Linked DNA regions of Homo sapiens: region 2 is linked to region 1. Evidence: chromatin loops called from intact Hi-C (ENCODE). Cell type or tissue: PC-3. All regions are shown on one strand.

Region 1 (5,000 bases):
GCCGGGTCACCTTTAGTAACTTCCCAGTCCGGAAAGCGAGCTTCTCAAGAAAGTCCTCAGCATTCTCCCAAGAATCAATCTTGTATGTTTTGCTGATATATTCTGGCTTTGCTCGTTCAAGTACAGCACCAATGTGGTCTTCAGGACTCTTAATTTTTTCTACTTGAACCTAAATGTTAATAGGAAATCTCTCACTTACAAACTTTGTTGTGGAAGCAGTGAAGTTCCCAGTGTCCTTTGCAGCACTATTTGAAAATAGACTTCAACATCACAAAGCTCGTGGAGATTGGCAGGAGCCTGTCTCTGACGGGGCTAGACATGGTCAGCTGCAAGGAGCACTGCTGAAAGCTGACCATAGCCACGGAGCCCAGAACTCAGCTTTAATCCCCACTCACCACAAACTAACTGTGTGGCTGCCACAGTTTAAACTTGGAATGCTTCATGTTACTCACTTGCAGAAATGGTTAAAAGCCTGCCCATCCCAGGACACAAAAATAATGGAATAGTTTAAGAAAGGAGAGGAGGAATGTGTACAGGATGTATAGCCAGAAGCATGGTCAAGGTTAAGTGGAACCATTTACAGTTTTTCAGTCGTATTCAGAAACAAGTGAGGAAATGACTGGGTTCCAAAATGACTCAACCCATAAACCCACGAAGACGAATTATCGCTAAGCATAAACAGGCCCTGCTTCCCTTTGGATCCTGTGTGTAAACTACAAACTCTTTTGTGGGATGATATTGACCAGATATGCCCATGGTTCCACTAATTCCTCAAACAGCTTATGCTGAGAGGCTGCTGTTCAGCATCATGTTCCTAAAGTTTGGTCAGACAGGCTGACCCCAAACTGCCTTCTTAATAAGTAAAAAGGAAAGGTATCCAGGGTTCCCTATAGAACACTCCCCCGCAAACACAAACAGCCTATCAGGGCCAAATACTCACAACTCCTTTTAGCACAATGTCTGTCTCGGAGTCCTCAGAGGGGTAAACCACACCTGGACAGTCAATCAGGAATATCCGACGCATCAAAGTAATATACTGCCAGACCTGAAGTCAGAAAAAAGTCAGAGATGTCCTGTATCAAACACTAAGAGTCTAATTTCACAAACCCCTGATGCTCATGTATGAAGCTGGAAAGGAGGAAGGGGTGAGTCAAAGAAAAGCAACGCGCTAAGTAATTAAGCTACTAACTCTCTCATCTGTGCCGTGCACAAGATACTTCCACTAAGTGTAAACTATAGTTTCCATCAGCTAAGAGTCTAAAAACAACACAGAGACAGGATTTCCATCTCGTATTGTGCAATTATACCCGGTGAACCTTTCCTGAGTTTTAGAAGTACTCTTGAGAGCTTAGTACTGCTTGACCTCATTGCCTTTAAGCAAAACCATGCTGTTCCCCACTATGTGTTCTAGGATATGACCCCCAACTTTCAGAACCTACCTTAAGTTTGAGGCTTCTTAACCCAGGCATCAAATATTCTTGGGTTAGTTTTGTTTATCAAAATAAAAGGCTGGAGTGATAATTTAAAACAGATCTAAATATGAATCACATTAACTAACACAGGCCAAAGCCACACGGGGGCATATAAAATACTCTCAGTCTTATCAAAGTGGGCAGAAACAACTCTGATACGTTCCAAACTATTATATGGTGAGCTAAACTCCTAGTGGTGGTCTGCATTCAAGAGAAGCAGAGAGAAATCAACAAGTCCTAAACAATCACTCTCTATGAAAAGAAAATATGCAAAAGTAAGGTCACCCTGCGCCCAACGTACCTTTGTTTCACCTGCAATGGGAGCCACGTTGCAAACTTTCTTAGAACGCAATGTATTTATCACAGAGCTCTTGCCAACATTTGGATAGCCAATGAACCCAACACTGATCTGTTTCTTGTCAGTGTGCAACTGTTCAAAGAGAGAATACACAGCACATACATGCAGTCATATATATCCCTTTGGACAAGTAGGTTGTATTACTTTGTTAATATCAAGAATACAGTGCAAAACTGTTGATACAACTTGATCTGAAGCCTAGATACACACCACCTACATAATCTGAGTAAGCTGGATACATATGCTTATTAATAAATCAGAGGTGAGTCATTTCCTCAGTCATGCAAGTGAAATTATCCTTGTATGTGTTAAGGTTAAAAGTATGTAGGTCAAGAAATAAAAGAAGGCTCGGCACAGTGGCTCACGCCTGTAATCCCAGCACTTTGGGAGGCCAAGGAGAGCGGATCACCTGAGGTCAGGGGTTCGAGACCAGCCTGGCCAACATGATGAAACCCTGTCTCTACTAAAAATACAAAAATTAGCCAGGCATGGTGGCGCAAGCCTGTAATCCCAGCTACTTGGGAGGCTGAGGCAGGAGAATCGCTTGAACCTGGGAGGCCGAAGTTGCAGGGAACCAAGATCATGCACTGCACTATAGCCTGGGTGACAGAGACTCCAGTCTCAAAAAAAAAAAAAAGAAACAAAAGAAGAAAAACAGCTTGTTAGTCACTGATTTAGAACAATGCCATCTATTGATAAAACATCTTCGGGAAAAAGAATATGAACAGGTTCATCAACTGGACAATCCCACAACTCACCCCCCCTTTTCTTTGCATAATACATCTGCATTTCCACTGCCAAAAATAAATAACAAAAGAAAAAAAGCAACCTTGAAAGTTACGACTACAGGGTGAAAGTCTCAAAAAGGCAGAGCTTGCTATCAAGAAGAGGGCCTACAAACGAATGGAGGCTTCCGATTAAAGATGGTGGACTGAACATACATGCTAACCCCGTTCCCTCACCAACTCCACTAGAATGACAGCAGTGGACATTAACACTTTTAAACCAATAGAACCAAACATACTGAACCAGAGAATGAGATGGAGATGAGACAACAAAAACTAAAGTGATGTTAAACAAAATACTAGATGCTTAAAAGTAGTATCAAACTTGGCCCATTACAAAATATAAAAGCTAAGTGGTTGTAAAGATAGAAAAACTAAAGATCCAGCAATAATAATGACAATGAATCACAGAGATTCATTGGGAATCACTGGGAATTGGTGGTAGATCCCTCTTAAGATAGGGCTGAAAACAAGGACCAGCAGATAGTCTGCCAAAGCAGCCACACTTCTCCATCCCCTCCCTCATTCAGGGTGGGCACACAACTTCTCTACTCTCAAAGAAATCCAGGGCCTATGAAAGTGGCTTTTGGATTTTTTGAAATGTCACATGTTTGAAAGTATCTGTAATCTTCAGACTTGAAAGGGATCCTGGATTTAGAGATAATAACAGTATTCCCAGAATGATTAATTGAAAATCTAAGTATTCAATAGTGAGATGCCCAGTCTACTATTCCCACTGAGTTCCCAGAACTCTAGCAGCCAGGATTCTATACCCCTAGAGCTAGAGATTGAAAGATTCTCTTCTGGGGAAACTCACAAGCCCAAGAAAAAAGACCTACAGACACTGGTATCTACAGGATGTCCTCCCAACAAAAAATTTGGGTCCCAGTCAGGCACAGTGGCTCATGCCTGTAATCCCAGAACTCTGGGAGGCTGAGGTGGGCAGATCACTTGAGGTCAGGAGTTTGAGACCAGCTTGGCCAACATGGTGAAACCCCAACTCTACTCAAAATACAAAAATTAACCAGGTCTGGTGGTGCTTGCCTGTACTCCCAGCTACTTGGGAGGCTGAAGCAGGAGAATTGCTTGAACCCAGGAGGCGGAGATTGCAGTGAGCCTAAATCAGGCCACTCCACTCCAACCTGGGCAATAGAGCAAGACTCTGTCTCAAAAAAAAAAAAAAAATTAAATTAAATTAGAGTCCCTATTTAATCACCTTACAATGAAGTCTATCAGTCAACAAGGCCACTCCATGGAGAAAAAAAAGAACCTATCAGCTTTTTAATGCCTTACTCTTTTTTTTTTTGAAACAGGGTCTTCCCTTGTCAACCAGGCTGAAGTACAGCGACACAATCACAGCTCTCTGCGGCCTCTGTCTCCTGGGCTCAAGCAATCCTCCTGCCTCAGCCTCCTGGGTAGCTGGAACCATAAGTGTGCACCACTATGCCTTGCTAATTTTTTTCTATCTTTTGTAGAGATGGAGTTTTGCCATATTGCCCAGGCTCGTCTAGAACTCCTGAGCTCAAGCGATCTGCCTGCCTCATCCTCCCAAAGTGGTGGGATTATAGGCATGAGCCACTCTACCTGGCCTAATGCCTTACTCTTAAATATAAATAGAGAACCAAGAATAAACATTTAAGTTGACTCTACTTGCGGGTCGAGGCTGCAGTGAGCCATGATCGCACCACTGCACTTCAGCCTGGGTTAAGACAGAACAAGACCCTGTCTCAAAAAAATTTTTAAAGTAAAAGAAAAAATTTTTAAGCGTGACTGTAGCAGAAAACACAAAAAAACCCACAAAAATTTGGAGGTAACAGAATCAATGCAGACAGGAAAATTTCAAAACGTCATTAATGATACTGTGACTGTGAAATAAGATGTAAAAGGAGGCAGAGCAAATCAGAATTCAACAAGAGCTCTCAGAAATTAAAAATTAAAAGCAATTGGCAAAATAAATTTTGTGACTGGGCAGCTGGATGATCAAAACAAGGAAAGTGGCCGGGAGCAGTGGCTCACGTCTGTAATCCCAGCACTCTGGGAGGCCGAGGGGGGCGGATCACCTGAGGTCGGAAGTTTGAGACCAGCCTGACCAACACGGAGAAGCCCCGTCTCTACTAAAGATACAAAATTAGCCAAGTGTGGTGGCACATGCCTGTAATCCCAGCTACTCGGGAGGCTGAGGCAGGAGAATTGCTTGAACCTGGGAGGAGGAGGTTGCAGTGAGCCGAGATCGCGCCATTGCACTCTAGCCTGGGCAACAAGAGCAAAACTCTGTCTCACAAAAAAAAAAAAGTACCCAGAAAATAGAGGAAAATGTCATATATGTACCAAAAGAAAAAATATATAGGCCAGGTGCAGTGGCTCATGCCTGTAATCCCAACACTT
Region 2 (5,000 bases), 78 kb before region 1:
AACATGCCAGACGGGCTGAGGGGCAGCATTTGAAAGGAAGAAAGCAATAGAAATTAATATACTAATTGAATAAATTAGTCGATTAGCCACCCTAGCAAGAATTGTAGAAACAAAATCAGCTTTAAGAATCTTAAGCAACAAAGTATCAAACATCAAAGCACCAAAGATTTTGTGGTCAGAAGATTCCCTTCCTTCAATGGATTTCATATCAGAAGACTAGACTATGAAAGAAAAAGTTATTTCATTAGAAAACTCAGACACCTGGAGCCCTTTTATTAGCTGCCAAATTCGGAGTTAGAACTTTTAAAATATTTAATTGTATTGAAAAATATAATTAGGGCATTAGAAGAAACAGAGAAAGAAAGGTTTAGTTATATAATGAAAGGCACTTTGAAGAGAGTGCTAACAACTCAGCATAATATACTTTCACTAAAATAAAAAACTACAACACAGTCTAAACTTTAAAAAAGGAAAACATTTCACAAATTTTTACTCAAGTTATATGGGTTTGTTTGTTTGTTTGTTTGTTTGTTTGAAACGGAGTCTCGCTCTGGCACCCAGGCTGGAGTGCAGGGGCGGCGATCTTGGCTCACTGCAAGCTCTGCCTCCCGGGTTCACGCCATTCTCCTGCCTCAGCCTCCCTCAAGTTATATGTTCTAAACATGTCCAGGGAACACCATGCTCCTTTTCTACAGCATTCATCCTAAAAGCCCAAAGTTGAATGAATAAACTTCAGTGGTGGAACCTTGTTCCAGAAAATGAAGAACAGTATTGCTCTGCCACCTAAGTAGGTGATGGCAATTAACTGTCTATATCAGGGCTATAATTAAGAAACACAAAAGTCTGCAGCACCCGTATTTATTTATTTATTTATTTATTTATTTTTTGAGACAGAGTTTTGCTCTTGTCACCCAGGCTGGAGTGCAATGGCGCAATCTTGGCTCACTGTAACCTCCGCCTCCTGGGTTCAAACGATTCTCCTGTCTCAGCCTCCCTAGCAGCTGGGATTACAGGCGCCTGCCACTAGGTCCAGCTAATTTTTGTATTTTTAGTAGAGACAGGGTTTCACCATGTTGGCCAAGCTGGTCTCGAACTCCTGACCTCAGGTGATCCATCTGCCTCGGCCCCCTAAAGTGCTGGGATTACAGGCATGAGCCACTGCACCCAGCCTGCAGCACCCCTATTAAAACAAGGGAAAGCTGCCATCCACAAGCACCCAAGTCTCAGGGATCTGGAAGGAGCAGTACAGAGAAGGAGACCATTTTGTGCCATCACCACTAGCAGGCCATGATCTGGGCAGGCCTCCAAAGCAAACATTAACCTGGAGCATGACACCTGCTCCTTCACCGGCTCCAACACCTTCCAGACTAAAACAATAAGCAAATGGCTACATTTAGGTGCTAAAACAATATGCAAATGGCTACATTTCCTCCTAGACAATGTTTGCAAGAGTAAAGCTGGAAGAAAGCTTAATGTCAATATCTCTCACAAAATAGTTTCACTTTAGACATTTGGGAGAGTATACAGTAGGTGTATGAAACTAGGAATTATCAAATATTTCACTTTCAGCCTGACTTGACTTTGTTCACAAATCAAAATAGACTGTATCTAGTTAATCAAAACTTTACAGACTATCTAAAGTAATTTTTTATAGTAACAGAAACTTATAAGAGTAGCTATGTTATTTTTTATTATTATTATTATTATTATTATTATTATTATTACTATTACTGAGACAGGGTCTTCCTCTGTCACCCAGGATGAAGTGCAGTAGCTCACTGAAGCTTCAACCTCCTGGGCTCAAGCAATCCTCCAGCCTCATCTCATCTTTCCAAGTAGCTGAGACTACAGGCATGCCATCACGTCCAGTTAATTACTGTGTTTTTTTGTAGAGACGGGAGTCTCGCCATGTTGCCCCCGGCTGGTCTCGAACTCCTAGACTCAAGTGATCCCTCCACCTCAGCCTCCCAAATTGCTGGAATTACAGGTATGAGCCACAGCACCTGGCCACTATATGGTATTATTTCAACTTTTTCTTTAAAGATACCAGGAATGACATACTGTTCAGGTATCATGTAAAATATAAGAATTCAGAACAATGTGATCACTTATGGATGCTAAAAATTATTTGATAAATTTTTATATTCTGGCGGGGTGTGGTGTGGTTCATGCCTGTAAACCCAGCACTTTGGGAGGCCGAGGCAGGAGGATCAAGCCTAGGAGTTCAAGACCAGCCTGTGCAGCATGGCAAAACCCCATCTCTACAAAACAATACAGAAACTAGCTAGGCATGGTGGCACATGCCTGTACTCCCAGCTACTTAGGAGGATGAGGTGGGAGGATTGCCTGAGCCCAGGAGGTCAAAGCTGCAATGACCCATGATCTCACCACTGCACTCCAGCCTGGGCAATCCAGCAAGACCTTGTTTCAAGAAAAAAAAAAATTTCATATTCCTGAAGAGGGCAAATTCAAGTTATTTCCTTTTGCTTAAGTGCCATATTTATTTCCACCTTTGCTCACCACTAAACAGTGTCTGGCACACAGTAAGTACTCAAACATTTGCTGAAATAATTTATTATTGACTCATCTCACTATATGGGGTATGGCACACTGGAGGATAAACATGTACTATACTGGGTACAAACTTAACAATGTACATAGACACCATGCTCTGTCCCCACCCCAATCTGCCAGCCCTACTGAGATATCAGTCAGCAGTAGTAAGGGACTTGGAGCAGACACAATTCCTGACTAAAGATGGCAGGAGTCCAAGAGCCTTAACTGACCGCTCGTGTGCCATTCAGGCACACTGAATTTTGCTTCCCTAGAAAGGAAACAAATCAGCTTCACTCTCCTTTCTTGGGGCAGATGAGTGCCTAAGGCCAAGGGAGATCAGCCAGATATTAAATCAGAGGGAAGACAAAAGGACAGCAATAAAAAGCAGGATTCTGCTTTCCAAACAGAAAACACTATTTGCGAAGCAGTAACTAATATCGAAGATTTTTACAACTACTACTATTTTTCTGGAAGGAGATAGCTCCTAGGATAGGAAGAAGTATTGTTCCTATGGAAATGTGCTAGAAACTTGCAAGAAGAAAATGAAGTTTAGCTCCTCTTTAACTCCTTTTTATCAGTCACCAGCTAATAACATCATTAGTGGAAATGAAGAACTACCTGAAATAAACAGCTATCTACAGACTATTAATCAGTAATGGGAAAAAGTCCCCGAAACTTTCAAAGAGTTTCCTCCCTACTCTAGACACTATGAAATAAGAAAATAATCACTACTTTAAAATGACACTAGGCCAGACACCGTGGCTCATGCCAGTAATCCCAGCACTTTGGGAGGCCGAGGCAGGTGGATCACCTGAGGCCAGTAGTTCACACCAACACAGTGAAACGTGTCTCTACTAAAAATACAAAAATTAGCTGGGCACAGTGGTGCACGCCTGTAATCCCAGCTACTCAGGAGGCTGAGGCAGGAGAATCGTTTGAACCCAGGAAGCAGAGGCTGCAGGGGCTGAGATCGTGCCACTGCACTCCAGCCTGGGTGACAGAGCAAGACTGTCTGAAAAAAATAAAAAATTAAAAAAAAATGACACTGGAGTAAATTTAATAAAAGCAATACAGAGCATGACATTTAATTATCTTGACAATTAAAAAAATTTTTAAGAATATATTTCTCTGTTATTCGTGATAAGCTAGCACCAGTCTTACTACAGTTGGTCAAATAACCTATAGCCTTTCAAAAATATATGAAGAGGTAGATATACAATTTTTGCTAATTCTTACTACAGTTATGCGATTAGGATGGTGACTTCTGGTTTGCAGAAAAATGTTAAGCAGCAGTCCTCAGTCATTATTTGAAGGAAATACTATTTCTGCAGTCTAGAAAACACCATTACCATCAACAAGAAAAACTCTTAAAATAATTGAAGAACCAGCTGACGCCAATCAAGGAGGTTCAAATCAGGTAGAGTTAATCCTACATTACCCCCAGGCACTGTCATATCCATGAAGCTAACAAGTTTAATACCTTGGGTGCATGAAGGAATACCCTACAGATTTGTAAACCAAATCCAGAAGCAAACTGGAGAACAGGGAATGCCACCCATCCCTTGCATTGCCCCCTTTCACCTGCTCAGCACGCAGTCTTCCAGGAGGAGTAGAACGAATGTACAGTTTCTAGAATGAGAACTCTTACCCTGGCTTCGGAACTTCTAGGAGGCATGGAAACAGGTATGTATAGGGTCTCCATTTCTCCTGGAAGGCTTGAGGCCAGCAAAACTCCTTACTCTAGAAACCGGACATTATACTCTTTAGGTCAAGCTGCATAATTTCCAATTATCTGAGTTAACAATCCCCAGCATGATCATACAAACCCCAGGCAGAGTGAATGCTGAAACCCTCTCTGGGTGACACCTGGCCTCTCTGTCCACTGACGTCATTCCTATCTCATTATGTACTGCAAAAAAACATGGTGCACCAATGTTACACGTTACCTATGAAGACACTCTCATATTTTACAGGCTTTATACTGTTCCTCCAGTATCTGAAGTCAGCATATTGCTGAGAAATACAGAAACAGAAAAATCACAAGCAATAAAAAAAACTTGTATTTAAAGAGAAAAAAAGGCATGTCAAATCAGTTCTCTCCATCCACAAAGAAATAAGAGTAGGCAAAGATCAGAATTACCAGCAGAAGACTTTATCCCACTTTACAGCTTCCCAATAAGTACCAGTGGCATTTTTCAAATACTATTACACAGATTCCATTTCTATTTCTCCTTTTCCTCTTCTAAAAGTATTCCATATTCACCATATGAAACAAGGTTTTTATGGAATAAAACTATTCTACACTAGAAACAGTGAGAAGAATGTCCTGGAGTCTTCCTTGAGGGTTACTCTAATGCCCACCAATTCCTCCCTTTGAGCAAATTAGCCCGTTCACTTGGACCTAATGACTTTCTTGCCATCAGCAACAGAAAGAGTCTGCAGCA

What was found. Hi-C counts contacts between places; a loop is a spot of excess contacts. Peaks named below come from ENCODE experiments on the same cell type or tissue, not always from the same donor. Only the 100,000 strongest peaks of a DNase experiment are listed, where the experiment ranks them.
Region 2: a loop joins it to region 1, with 9 times the contacts of the local background. A loop is called at or near these places in 2 of 110 quality-filtered maps.

What each region holds. Positions count from the first base shown.
Region 1 is chr1:37,574,655-37,579,654 of GRCh38, forward strand. It overlaps GNL2 (G protein nucleolar 2), which reads right to left. Exons shown (of 16, transcript NM_013285.3): 9 at 1,774-1,902; 10 at 941-1,045; 11 at 11-169. Among named protein-coding and RNA genes, the nearest start is that of GNL2, 19 kb to the right of the region's middle. RefSeq lists an enhancer at 1,476-2,675. In PC-3, no CTCF peak of the experiment used is centred here; DNase peaks (open chromatin) are centred at 627 and 2,097; H3K4me3 peaks cover 420 bases; H3K27ac peaks cover 3,373 bases.
Region 2 is chr1:37,496,722-37,501,721 of GRCh38, forward strand. All of the region lies in intron 5 of MEAF6 (MYST/Esa1 associated factor 6), which reads right to left. MIR5581 (microRNA 5581) reads right to left here and starts at 4,273; the gene lies at 4,214-4,273. In PC-3, no CTCF peak of the experiment used is centred here; a DNase peak (open chromatin) is centred at 2,700; H3K4me3 peaks cover 656 bases; H3K27ac peaks cover 1,893 bases.